Regions from separate parts of the Homo sapiens genome. Here regions 2 and 3 are each linked to region 1. The links are chromatin contacts, found by Hi-C or POLR2A ChIA-PET in ENCODE. All regions are on one chromosome and are shown on one strand. Each heading gives the region's core, a stretch centred on a gene start or an enhancer-like site at or near the end of the contact. The rest is flanking DNA. Distances are from core to core; before and after follow the strand shown. Region 1 holds the start of CSNK1G1 (casein kinase 1 gamma 1). Region 2 overlaps OAZ2 (ornithine decarboxylase antizyme 2). Region 3 overlaps ZNF609 (zinc finger protein 609).

Region 1 (4,527 bases), core at 895-3,394:
GGCACGGTGGCTCACACCTGTAATCCCAGCACTTTGGGAGACCAAGGCGGATGGATTACAAGGTCAGGAGTTCAAGACCAACCTGACCAACATGGTAAAACCCTCTCTCTACTAAAAATACAAAAAATTAGCTGGGTGTAGTGGCAGGCGCCTGTGATCCCAGCTACTCAGGAGGCTGAGGCAGGAGAATCGCTTGAATCCTGGAGGTAGAGGTTGCACTGAGCCGAGATCGTGCCACTGCACTCCAGCCTGGGTGATAGAGCAAGACTCTGTCTCAAACAAACAAACAAACAAACAAAAAACAAGTACCTTCTATTTTACACCCCAATTTTAATTCTCTTTAAAGAGACATGTGATGTTAAGATTTACATACATTACTTTTTCATGTATTTCGTGTTAATCCATACTATAAACACCAATATGGTGTAGCTGAGAAAAATCTATAAAATATATTTTGCTCATTTCAATAAATGGGCCATATTCTACTTTATTATTTTGAATTTTAAGAAACTACTGATAACTGAATTTCATGCTACCTACGATCAATTTCGAGAAGACACTGAAAGTCCTATTGTATGCATTTTTTTTTCAAAATTATCCGGTTGCTTTCCTATCTCAAACCTCGTTTCACAAAACTGGGCTGCCTTGACTGTGTATGATTAATGGTAATAATTTATCTTCTAATTCAAAGGTGGTTCCGTTTAAAATGGGATGTTACTTATAATACAGGTAAGAATTTTAACTCATACTACTTATGAAGAAACAAAAGCTCTGGTAGGTTCCATGACTTGCCCAAGGTCAGTAACTAGCAACTGGCATAGTCTAGGTTCAACCCAAGATTTATCTGCCTGAAAGTCAATACTTCCACTTGACCGCAATTATCTCCTTAAAAGATTAAGACACAGGCTCAACAGCAGAACATTCATTCTCTCTCTGAAAATTCACATATCTGTTCTGAGACATCACTACACAGCACCTAGTATTCAGTCACTGATTGAAACAAAAATGAAGAGGATCTTTCTACTTCATTTAAATTAGGACAGGTTTACTGGCAGGTAAGAAAGAGGCTGCAAAAGCCTTGCCTCAACATGTCTTGCCTAGACCTGTGATACATCTATATGGTTTCCCCAGTCCATTCTTTTTAAATAAACACGTACATCTACTACACAAGACTACACCTGGACTAGCCTATTGTTAAATGCTTTTCAGAATTCCACTTTTCTAAGGTAATTTATACCGGAATTAATATCGAGCTGGGAGACTTGGTTGAATATGTCATTCAGGCACTTTCCAAACATCTTAAGTGTCATTTAGGGGCAACAAACCCAGTTCCACTCTCTTTTACATTGTGATGCCTGCCCACTTGGGGGACATTGCTCCTGTAGGACGTGGGGGCGAGGAAACAGTAAAGGAAGAAGTGGGGGAAGCGTACGGAAGTTGGGTAGAGGAAAGTCTCATTACCCACTCTTGTGCCCTAAGCTCCGCCAAGGGCGGCTCCCCGCGGTACCCAGTCGACTCAGAACCCCCACAACCTTCGAAGTCCAGCTCTGTCCCAGCGGGGTGGGTAGGGAAAGAGGGCAATGGAAGCACGGGATAGCCCCAGTCACCCTGACGAGATCTGTGCCCTCCTTTTGGCTCCCGGGGGATGCTCCCCCTTTCAGAGTAAGCCCTCCAGGTGGCAAACTCCCGGTCCACACCGGCTAGAGTCAGTTTCTCGGAAGGGGCGCCTCCTCCGCCTACCTCTACCCCGCTAACCGAAACTCTCCACCCGCTGTGTCCCTCAGCCCCTCCATTCCGCCCCCGCAACCCTCCACAGACACAAACGCCAGCCTGCGCCCCACCCGGGATCACGGCGTCCCCCACCCACGCCCAGGAAAGGGCCCCCCACCAACCCCCTCAGACACACACACACCCCCTCAGACTTCAGCCTACAGAACCCCGACGAAGCCGGGCAGATACCTGGTCCAGCAGTGCTGCAAGGCGCAAATGAGGCGGGCGCGGTCCCCTCCCCGAGGCGCCAAGTGCTTCTCTACCCACCCGCAGCGGTGGTTTCTCTCTTTCCCAGGAGCGGGAGGGAGGGGAGAAGGCGGACGGGAGGGGGAAGGCGAGGAGCCGAGGGGCGGCTGGAGCCGAACCGGAACCACTAGCGCGGCCCCGCCCTCGTCCCGGAGTCGCAGAGTACCCTGGCGGGCCTAATAGGACAAACTTTGGGCAGGCAGCGTTAAACTGACACCATCACTTCCGGGTTATCCCCACGGCTGCCCCCTCCTTAGCAACCGCGTGGGGTTGCTAAGCGGAAGTGCCTTCAAAGCAACCCACCCCCATTTCTTCTGGGACTACCAGAAGATATATCGGGAGCACTGAGCTCTGCTTTGGCAACACGCTCTTACCTTCTGCTCAAGATCTTAGACCAAGTACACGCTTCGCTGCCAGAGGCACGAAACCCATCCCGCTTTTCCCTTCAACTGTACTCCTCCACCAAGCCCCCGTCTCTATATACTCCTGCTCCCTCCCACCCTTAATCCCGTGGCTGACCCAGTGGCTGTTCCTAAGGCTCCAGGCTCCTCTCTCAGGTCCCTCGAGGGAATTATTTTCTGACGGTTTAGCAAGCATCTCCCTCTTGTGGATTTTTAATTGTGTTTCAACCAGATTTTTAAAATTTCTTTCAATGTTGTGAAAGGTTTTTCATGCACTTAGTTCTCCTGTGACAGCCCATGAAGCCGAATGGTTAGAAAAATGTTGTCTTCACCTACATTTTGTAAGAGCTGCACATGTTTGTGTAAGGTCTGGAATTAACCTAGCCAAATGGAATAGGCAAAAAAGATTCAATGTAACTCGACAGTTATTTTAATCCTTAAAACAGAGAGCAGGGCACATGTTCTCAGGACCTCTTGAGACTGCGCCTCGGGGGCGGGGTGGTGGTGGAAAAAAGACAGAAAACAAAGAAAAAGGCTAAAGGGAGCCCATAATCAAATTTGGGAAGGAAGAAGACTGTCTAATCCTCCACTCAAAACTCAAAATATGCCGGGTGCGGTGGCTCACACCTGTAATCCCAACACTTTGGGAAGCCGAGACTGGCGGATCACGAGGTCAGGAGATGGAGACCATCCTGGCCAACATGGTGAAACTCCGTCTCTACTAAAAATACAAAAATTGGCCGGGCGCGGTGGCTCGCGCCTGTAGTCCTCCTGTAAGCACTTTGGGAGGCCGAGGCGGGCAGATCACGAGGTCAGGAGATGGAGACCATCCTGGCCAACATGGTGAAACCCCGTCTCTACTAAAATACAAAAAATTGGCTGGGGGTGGTGGCACGTGCCTGTAGTCCCAGTTACACGGGAGGCTGAAGCAGGGGAATTGCTTGAACCCGGGAGGCGGAGATTGCAGTGAGCCGAGATCGTGCCATTGCACTCCAATGGCACTCCAGCCTGATGACAGAGCGAGACTCCGTCTCAAAAATAATAATAAATAAATAAACAAACAAACAAAAATTAGCTGGGCGTGGTGGCGTGTGCCTGTAGTCCCAGCTACTCGGGAGACTGAGGCAGGAGAATCGCGGGAACCCGGGAGGCGGAGGTTGCAGTGAGCCGAGACCGCGCCACTGCCCTGCAGCATGGAGACAGAGCTAGACTCCGTCTAAAAAAAAAAAAAAAAACCTTCAAAATAAACTTTCATACCGACACTATGGATAAGAAAAGAGACCTCATTTATTGTGTCTGGGTGATTTGGGGTTTGAAAATATTGGGAAAATGAATGGTTGGGGTAAAAGTTAACAAAGTAATACTCGAAAAAAACAACTCGTATCTGGAGGCTGGGTGCGGTGGCTCACGCCTGTAATCTCAGCACTTTGGGAAGCCGAGGCCTGAGGATCACCTGAGGTAAGGAGTTCGAGACCAGCCTGGCCAAACTGGTGAAACCCTGTCTCTATTAAAAATAGAAAAATTAGCTGGGCGTGGTGGTGGGCACCTGTGATCCCACCTACTCGGGAGGCTGAGGCATGAGAATCATTTGAACCCAGAAGGCAGACGTTGCAGTGAGCCGAGATTGCGCCATTGCACTCCAGCCTGGGCAACAGAGCGAGACTCCGTTTCAGAAAAAAGAAAAAAAAAAAAAAAAGGAAAAGAACCCATATCGTTATGGCAGGTAAAATATTCAGAGAAATGCAGTTGGGCATTCAGAGAAAAATGAGTAAAAATCTTCATTTGGTTTTCCTATCTTAAATAGGTCTTCTTACAAGCAGAATGCTTAACAGTAGCTCCTAAATTTGTTTTCTATTCCATGGCAGTGAATATACTTGCCACGGCAGGCTCTAATTTTATTGGTCATGATAACCTCTTTATAGACACCAAAATTGAACTGTTATCCACCTTAACTGGGGCAGAGAGGAAATGAGCTTTGGTCACTTAAACGAAACACCACGTCTATTGGTTTCCTGTATGCATGAGACAGGGTTAAATTGATTCACCATAGGCAATCACTTCAGCAAAACCTTTAGGAAATCACTTCAAACTCAAATGGGTCAATAGGATG
Region 2 (4,527 bases), core at 1,245-3,744, 330 kb after region 1:
CTTCCTCCCAATTTTCCTGTTCTCCCTCAGCTCTCCTGATCTTCCTGGCCCTGCTCCATATGCATCCTCAGCTTCACTTTCCCTGGCTGATGGCAAGCTGTTGAATCCAGTGTCCAGACTACCTGCCTTGTAACCCTTTTCTGCCCAGCATTGTTTTCTGGCTTGGCCACTGGCTTAGCCCAGGAGCTTTACTCTGTGCCCTGGCCTCCCCTCTCTTCACCTTTAGATTTCCATTCACCGAAGTGGCTTTGGACCCCTGGGTACTCTGGGACCTGTTTCCTGGAGGCCCTGGCTTGGGACACTCACCTGTGAAACTATGCAGCTGGGAGCTCTCTGCCTAAGAGTTTGCACTATTTAAACCTGCCTGGGAGTTAGGACGGATGGTTTTAGGAATGACCGGAAAACTACCCCTAAAACTCCCCCGACATTCCAGCCTCTAGAATGCTCTGATCCAGAGCTCAGTGGATGATTCCCAGCTGGTGGACTCCTGTGGCTACCCCATCAGAACAAGGGCTAAGGGTTTATGGGTCAAGAGTATTTGATCAGAATTTTAAAGGGTGGTATACTCTGAAACACAGCCCAACCAAACCATTGTTTGGCCGCTTTCTCTTTTCCTCTACCTTCCTCATCCCCACTTTTTTCCCTTTCTCTCTACTTCCTCTTCTTAATTGGCTTTGGAATTGAAATATATTTTTAAATTATTTGTTGTATTTATTGAATAAAGTTTTTAATGTCCCTGTTCTTAAATTTAGACTTAGTTTGCCTTTCACACACCACCCCCACCCCCAAAATATTCTACCTTCTAAGTTGCTTTTTAAACTGTAGTGCAGCCTTTTGGGTACCATATTTCTTTCCTGTCAGTGGTCTTCAATAGCAAAAGTTTTTTTTGAAAAGGGAAATCTTGACTGGGTGATTTTTTTTTGAAGAGGGAAATCTTGACTGGGTTTCCAATTTAGCCTTTGTGACTCTAGCCGTATTGAAGAGGAATCACCAATAGGTGGCAGCAGAATCTCAAGCATGTTTCTTGGGAAAAAGTAAGGGACTGAGTTTTGTCTTGGTTCTTTTTCATCTGTCTTGTCGATTCCTTGTGTTTGTTTAATATCTGCATCCTAAACTGCCAGCTGCCTCTAGGAATTACCTGCCCAGTGGGGGACACTTGATTTCAACGGAATGTCTCTAGTCCCAGACTTGCTCTAATAACATTTGCCAGGCACGGTGGCTCACGCCTGTAATCCCAACACTTGGCGAGGCCGAAGCGTGGGAATCACTTGAGGCCAGGAGTTCGAGACCAGCCCGGGCAACATGGCAAAACCCTGTCTCTACTGAAAATACAAAAAATTAGCTGAGTGTGATGGTGGGCATCTGTAATCCCAGCTACTCAGGAGGCTGAGACAGGATAATCACCTGAACCCAGGAGGCGGAGGTTGCAGTGAGCTGAGATTACACCACTGCACTCCAGCCTGGGCGACAGAGCGAGATTCCATGAAAAAAACAAAAACAAAAAAAAACTTGGGATTCGAGCTCATTACTTTTAATGAATACAAGTTAGAGTCCAAGATAAATGACTTGGCCCACAGTGAAAACACAAGCAGGCTCCATAAAGAGCAATGTGAGAGCCACAGCTTAACAGTAGACAGTTGCAAAAATGTAGGTGGAAGAACATGCCCTTCAATTGGCAAAACAGAAGCAAAAGAAAAAAAGTGCCAGTAAATCCTTGAGAAATTAAAAAAACTGTGGTGAAGAGGATTCCAGCCCCCTTGGTACCACTGAGAGCTTATTCATCAGGCTGTGGTGTGGGGGACTGGAAGCCACACCTTAGGACACTGAGCTCCAAAAGGGGAAAACTAGAACAGGGAAGGTGTGTGCTGCATCCTTCAAAGACCTCAGGAATGGGAATGTCAGGAGCTCCATGCAAAAGCCAAAACCCAGTATCAGGACCCAACCTCCCCAGCCTTTTACAGAAAAGGAAGAGCTAAGAGCAGATTGGATCTTGGGTATAGCCTCTCCTAGATGAAGCTGATATGTACACATCTCTCTCCAGGGGGCTCTGGCAGTAAGTCTCAGACTCCTAGCAACCCCGCATTTCACAGTGTAATATGGCCCCAGAGAGAGACCTCAGCCAGTTTATCTGCCCTCCTACACTGCAGTTTTTTTCCCAAGGAGCACGCACCACACCTCTATTTATTAGGCTCTGGAGTCAAAACAGTTTGGTAGGGAGTTGGTCCTAGTTCAGAAATAAAGAATAGACCAACCACAACTTTAAATCAGTTTATTGACACAGTAACACAACACACTTGCCTCCCTGACATCCCCGTCCCCCTCACCCAATCTAGATCTCTCCCCCTTGCTCTCCCCTTAGAAAAAGCTGTTTAGTGAAAACAGTTAAGGGCAGGCCACTTCTACACTCCCAGCGCTACCCTAGGCCCTGCAGAGCAGAGTCTCAGACACTACTCGGAACCTGGTGGGGAGGCAGCTAGTACTATACTCAGCCAGCCAGAAGTATCCAGTCCCTAAGAACGGATTGCCCCACAATTCCCAGGCCCTGAGTTGCTATATATTCCTCTTCCTTACTGCTGTTTGTGACCCCAAGAAGGAGACCTTGGGGCCTGGGCCTGCAGCCAGGAGCAAGAACTCCTGGCAGTGATTTGAGAATTAATTAGAGTTTGGCTAGTGTTTTAAAGGCCCAGGCATCCCCCAAAAAAGCCCTGGTGGTGGGAGTAAATTTCAATGCCCCTATTTAAAATGTACTGATAACATTAAACAGATTAAGCCAGCTTAACCAAATGCCAGAATAACACTAAGCTGTAAAGAAGGAGGGGTCGGACCTGCTTACTCCAGGCCAGACGCAAATGCACACAGAGAAGCCCAGGTAAGAGTGTCAAAAAACAACTCAAGGACACTGCCCAGGGACTGAAAAGCCTATACTCAGGAGCCCCTGGGGTGACAGGAAGCAAAGAAAGAAAATACACAAGTCTTAATAACCAAAACAGAAAGCCAACAGCAGGGAAACCTGAGCCTGACAGTGCTGCCCACCAGCCCTCCAGGCCATGCCCCTGAACCCAGACAGTCCCTCCCCCTCTAGGCAATGTCCTCCCCTAGGCTAGATAGAACACATCACACAGCGCAGTTTAGAAAGCTTCTAATGCCAGTTCATAAACATCTTCATTTACTATTGGTGATTACATGTGAATAATATGTTTATACTGTTCTTTATGGAAAACAATTTCAACGAGTCAACTCCGAGAACACAATAGGCAACCCTCACCCTGAGCCCCTCAGTGTCCTTCCCTAGACAGCGAGGAGCCCTCTCGTCTGTCCCAGGGCTGCCTAACTTCCCCTCTTCCCCCACTGTGGCTCTTGGGTAAAGCATCCTCTATGACTATTAGTCCTCATCGGACAAGTTCTGGTCCAGGGGATAAACCATGAACATCACATCTGGCCGAGAGGGGACACAGGGATGGCCTGGACGTACAATCTCAAAGCCCAAGAAGCTGAAGGTCTTCAGGAGTGGAGCTGCAGAAGACAGAGTGTAAAAAAGTCTGATGAGAAACACAATGGTAGGCTGAAATCAAAACCCCAAACAAAGATGGAACAAATAAGCACTAGGCTTTTACGAGCCCTTCAGGCACTTGCCCTCCTGCCATGATTTCCCAGGGTTTGAAAGGCAAATTCAAGAGTCCCACCTCATCCTGGAGGTGCTCCCTTCTCTCCCCCAGGCCCCACTGTCTGGGCTGTAAGGCTCAGGCCACTCTGACTCCTCACCTCTGTCTTCTCGGCCCTTCCTGAAGCAGATGAAGACATAGTTCACTTTCATCTTCTCTTCAGCAAACTCTAGCAGTGCTAACAATCTGCAGGAAGCAAAGAGAAGTACTTAGGCCCATCACCACCTTCCTAGACCTCCCTCCCATTCACACCCCACCCCCACCCCTACCAACCCAAAGGCTTTTCTGAGGCCTACAACCAGCAATATAAATACAGAAGCTCTGGGCTGGGCACAGTGGCTCACACCTGTAATCCCAGCACTTTGGGAGGCCGAGGCAGGTGGATCACGAGGTCAGGAGATCAAGACCATCCTGGCTAACACGGTGAAACCCCATCTCTACTAAAAATACAAAAAACTAGCCGGGCGTGGTGGTGGGCGCCTGTAGTCCCAGCTACTCGGGAGGCTGAGGCAGGAGAATGGCATGAACCTGGGAGACGGAGCTTGCAGTGAGCCGAGATCGCACCACTCCACTCCAGCCTGGGCGACAGAGTGAGCCTCCATCTCAAAAAAAAAAAAAATTCAGAAGCTCCAGGAGGAAGATTCCTATGTCAAGACCCCAAGAGCCTTGAATTTTGGAAAAAAAAAAAAAAAAAGCCACAGCGCCTGAGAAAAATGTTACTAACTTTTCTCTTCCTGCAATAGGAGATCTGAAAGTAACACTACCCATCTTAACTAATGCTGTCCACAAGACAGAGTCTGGGGCCTAGAAAGAAAACCCAGTTCTTCAGGTGTCCCACAGATTGCCAAGTCTGATATGATCACCT
Region 3 (4,527 bases), core at 1,143-3,642, 270 kb after region 1:
TACCTTCACTTCTGTGCATGGAAATTTTAAAGATCTTTCCAGGATCTACCACATCCCAAGAAGGTTGGGAAATTAAATTATAAATGCCCAGTTTTCAAGAGAGCAAATATGCCTTTTGGCATTTATCATAAATGTAGATGATTCATTATACAGGCTTCTACTTCCATTTCATTTCATGAAAAAGGTGGAGTTGGGGAAGTACAAGGGGTGTGTGTGTGAGACAAGCAGACAAGGATGTTTTGGCAGCTCTTCAGGGACCAGAATTAATCAGAATCAGTGTATGAACATTCTGTGGACTCACAATGATGATCTACAAATAGTGATGACTTTCTAAGCCAAGAAGTCAGAGCCAACTGTGGAGAATGGATCCGGAACCCAGACCTCAGCCTATAGGCTAGTTTTCAAGGCCAGGAAGGTGTTTGTCTCTGTGTGTGTTGTGGGAGGGAAATGGATTATAGATAGAGTGATAGTCATGTAGTAAATTATTCCAGAATCAGAGTTTTGTTGCAGAGCTATTTAGAAGCTTGGCTTACGGATACATGTATGATCTTCTCTGAATGTCTCTATTAAAGGACTAGACTAAGAAGTCTATTAAAGGACCTAGACTAAGAAGTCCTCACAAAGGACTCTCTATTAAAGGACCTAGACTAAGAATTCCTCACAAAGGGAAGAGTCCCAAGGATTGGGAAAGTCCCAATCTTTGACTCTCATTTTCTAGGTCTGCTGATTAGTATCATACTTAATCTTCGGAGGAAATAAGCCAGTGTGTGCATTGAGTGTCTTTGCATATGCAAGACGTTATGCTCATTCAGGATTGGGGCATCAATCACTCGAGCATAATAGACTTTGTCAGCCTCATAAATTCTGGGATTTAAAGAGTTAAAGGATCACTGCCCACTTCATTTCATTCTTTTTTTTTTTTTTGAGATAGGATTTCACTCTGTCACCCAGACTGGAGTACAGTGGTGCAATCATAGCTCACTGTAGCCTCAACCTCCTGGGCTCAAGTGGTCCTCCCACCTCCGCTTCTGGAGTAGCTGAGAATACAGGCATATGCCACCACACACAGATACCTTTTTTATTTTTGTTTTTTATAGAGGTGGGGTCTTGCTATGTTACCCAGGCTAGTCTTGAACTCTTGGCTACACGTGATCTTCCTCCATAGGCCTCCCAAAACATTAGGACTACAGGCATGAGCCATTGCACCTGACCCATCACAACTTTTATGTTGTCTCTAGATGGGTTGCATTCTTCTTGGAACCTAACTAATTACATTCTTGTGAGAGGTTCTAGTTTCTGGTTTTGGAAGCAAATTGCTTCTTTCTTTTTTTTTTTTTTTTGAGACGATCTCAGCTCACTGCAACCTCTGCCTCCCAGGTTCAAGCGATTCTGCTGCCTCAGCCTCCTGGATAGCTGGGATTACAGGCGCCCACCACTACGCCCGGCTAATTTTTGTATTTTTAGTAGAGATGGGGTTTCACCATGTTAGTCAGGCTGGTCTCGAACTCCTGACCTCAGGTGATCTGCCCACCTCGGCCTCCCAAAGTGCTGGGATTACAAGTGTGAGCCACCGTGCCTAGCCATGTTTGACTATTTCTATCTATGTGTACATAATCAACAACATCTTCAGACTGCTGTTGATTGGCTTCTGGGTGGCAACAGCACCTCCTGTTTCTTATAGATAAATTTGATGTTAGAATTATATTCCAAGATGCCATTCTCATTAAACAACCACTGTTACATGTTACAGTTTCTAAGGGTTAGAAATTCCCACCAGGTTAATCCCAGCCCTGCTATAACTTTATTCCTTCTAGCCAAAGATGTATTAAAGCACCTAGGATCATTAGGAATCATGGCATTCCTAGGATTTGGCTATTTCTTCCTCTCTTTATCCCCACCCAAATTCATGGATTTTATGCCAGACTAATGTACTGTTTGCTGAATGATAGATTGGTAGGAAGCATAGTGGTGGTAGCAAAACATACCTCAGATGCTGGGCCTTGTCTTTCTCATCAGTCTGTGTGCTCTGTTACTATTGAAATCTGGCCCTGATTCTCTTTCATTAGAGACTTTTTAATGAGATGAGGAAAAAATAGAACTTTTTAAAAAACATTTTAGCCAAGTGCAGTTTATGAGGAAGATCATTAAGAAGATCATTATACGCTCATTAATAAGAGTTTCTCTTAGCACAGGATGTTCTCATCTAAACCACTAGATTTGTAGTGGTATCATAAGCCAGAACTTGAAAGGAAGAACCAAAGTCTTATTTATAGCCGTCTGCACTCTGGCAGGAATAGATATAGGACTAGATTAAATACAGAAAAGGTATTTCCTCTAAATGTTCTCCCTGCAACTCAGCTACTACTTTTTCTTCCCTCCACAGATGGAGTCCCCTGTTTCCACACCAGCAGTGCTGCCAATACACCTTTTGGTGCCAGTGGTCAACAATGACATCTCATCTCCCTGTGAGCAGATCATGGTTCGTACCCGATCAGTTGGGGTCAACACATGTGATGTGGCTCTGGCCACAGAGCCTGAGTGCTTGGGCCCCTGTGAACCTGGAACTAGCGTCAACCTTGAAGGCATCGTGTGGCAGGAAACAGAAGATGGTAAGTGTGATATGTGGCTTTCCCCTCCCTTCTCAACCTGCTTCTGCAGGGGAGCCACCAGGGACTTATTGTTGTAAATATTACCAAGTGGTTATTAGAGTCTCAAGTGTCCACAGTCTGCGGGAGATACCCACACAGAGGATTTTAGCAGACTTAGCAAAATTTCCCAGCTTCTAGAGATTCTTCCCTTCATAGTATTCAACAGTGTTGATCCTGGTACTTATGATATGCAGTCATGTGATAGGTATTGGCCAGGTAATTCAAACTGTATCTGTACTCTCCATATTTTATATGGGAGAGTTAGATTATAAATTAAATTTGAGGTCAGGCCTGAAGAGAAAAATTAATAAAAGGGCAGCTGAGGGAGTCAAGAGGATGGAGAATAGTCACTCTTAAATTCACTTAATGTTGGCTCATTGCATATGCAGCTCTTGCCTTTTTTAACACCTATAGGTACAGCCAGTTCACTCTTCCCACTGATTGCCTCATTGCCCAGCCACCCACACCGCTTCATGTATCTGTCACTTGGTACAGATTTTATAGGAAATGTTTAGATGGTCTTGTTTTCAGGCATCCACTAAGCAGTTGGCTCACTGTAGGTTGCTGTTGCCCAAGGCATCCAGACTTCTTGCATGTTCCACTTGCCCCTGAGAACGGAATCTATTCTGTTTTGAAAATTTATGAACCTGAAAAAATGGAAGGAAGTGTAAAGAGACTTAATGGGGTATTTCAGATCTTTTGGTAACATCTGGTGGCAATTTGATTTTTGCATATTCTTTTTCTGAAGAATCCAAATCCTTGTCAGAGTATATGTGGTTAGAGAGTCTGGGCCTCAGTCCCATCATGTCTCTGCATCAGTAAACAGACTTTCAAACTGTCCTCACTCTGAGGAGTTTAGAGGCCCAGAGGAGCACAGCTAATCATCTCTGATTATCACAGAGCTATTTTGTCAGTCTGCCCCTAGAAATTCAGGCATTTCATTCTGGTCATTCTAATAAAATCTGTTCCCCTGAATATTTTGTTGTCATTCAGTATTTATTTAAAGTTTACCGTGCAATAGGTGCTGATGTGTTACAGGTTAAGAACTCTGTATTCTTGTCTGTGTCATCATTAGGAATGTAATACATCTTCAGCTTTCAGAATAACGTCGCTAATGAGGTTTTATTGTGTGCCTGAGTGGTAGAAGCTGATGCAGAGAAGGTAGAGAGAGAGTTTAACTCTAGAGGTTGACTCTGGATATGTGTATACAATATACAATCTGAAAATCACAAAGTGGCTATCTGATTTTTAAAATGTCATCTGCTTATGGACAAATGTCTGAACAGTCACAGAGTCTGTTGGAATGACAGACATATCCGGACCATATCTCTGTGCCACCAAGCAACCTTCAAGGCCTCTTACCTCAGTATATTGAAGATAGAATAAATCGATTTCCTGCCTGTTTGTTCTGCTTGCCTTTATGATGGTGACTCTTTTCCAAGAACAAGATGCTTTTTTTATGTGAACCTAACAAAAACTTTGAGAGAGTGAGGCTAATGCTTTCACTCTCCTGAGGACAATGAATACCTTTTTATCTGAGGATCCCTTCCTGCCAGGGCAAAATTAACACATAATTTTTTTTTATTTTTTGTAAATCGTTTGCACTGGAAGACTCTCTGTCAGGTTGTCACAGGCAGCCTATTATTACCAAGTTCCCCTGTTACGTACACTTTTTTTTTTTTTTTTGAGATGGAGTCTCACCCTGTCACCCAGGCTGGAGTACAGTGGTGCGATCTTGGCTCACTGCAACCTCTGCCTCCCAGGTTCAAGCGATTCTTCTCTCTCAGCCTCCTGAGTAGTGGGGACTACAGGCACATACCACCACGCCTGGTCCATTTTTGTATTTTTAGTAGAGATGGGGTTTCACCGTGCTGGCCAC

The links. Hi-C counts contacts between places; a loop is a spot of excess contacts on that map. ChIA-PET counts read pairs that join two places held with the same protein, here RNA polymerase II (POLR2A). Pooled maps may share reads with other maps.
Region 2: a pooled map shows a loop between it and region 1 (2.3-fold over the local background). The contact joins the enhancer-like site here to the promoter of CSNK1G1 in region 1. A Hi-C loop is called at or near these places in 6 of 50 pooled maps. POLR2A ChIA-PET finds 5 or more read pairs at or near these places in 4 of 52 experiments (H1, HEK293, activated CD4-positive, alpha-beta T cell and 1 more).
Region 3: a pooled map shows a loop between it and region 1 (2.7-fold over the local background). The contact joins the enhancer-like site here to the promoter of CSNK1G1 in region 1. A Hi-C loop is called at or near these places in 6 of 50 pooled maps. POLR2A ChIA-PET finds 5 or more read pairs at or near these places in 4 of 52 experiments (GM12878, H1, activated CD4-positive, alpha-beta T cell and 1 more).

What each region holds. Positions count from the first base shown.
Region 1 is chr15:64,354,029-64,358,555 of GRCh38, forward strand. It overlaps CSNK1G1 (casein kinase 1 gamma 1), which reads right to left and starts at 2,145. Exons shown (of 12, transcript NM_022048.5): 1 at 1,960-2,145. RefSeq lists silencers at 1,411-1,470, 1,861-1,920, 2,031-2,080.
Region 2 is chr15:64,685,322-64,689,848 of GRCh38, forward strand. It overlaps OAZ2 (ornithine decarboxylase antizyme 2), which reads right to left. Exons shown (of 5, transcript NM_002537.3): 4 at 3,763-3,848; 5 at 2,253-3,513. The coding sequence ends at 3,383. It overlaps ZNF609 (zinc finger protein 609), which reads left to right. Exons shown (of 10, transcript NM_015042.2): 10 at 1-747. Among named protein-coding and RNA genes, the nearest start is that of OAZ2, 16 kb to the right of the region's middle. RefSeq lists an enhancer at 221-722. Within about 2 kb of position 2,495, at least 3 of the 41 ENCODE cell types and tissues checked have a DNase peak (open chromatin) inside an H3K27ac peak, as active enhancers do.
Region 3 is chr15:64,620,444-64,624,970 of GRCh38, forward strand. ZNF609 (zinc finger protein 609) reads left to right here. Exons shown (of 10, transcript NM_015042.2): 3 at 2,384-2,609. The region is part of intron 3 of LOC101930091 (a long non-coding RNA gene); the gene reads right to left. Among named protein-coding and RNA genes, the nearest start is that of OAZ2, 81 kb to the right of the region's middle. RefSeq lists an enhancer at 2,206-2,285. Within about 2 kb of position 2,393, at least 7 of the 41 ENCODE cell types and tissues checked have a DNase peak (open chromatin) inside an H3K27ac peak, as active enhancers do; they include GM12878, where a contact is called at or near this core.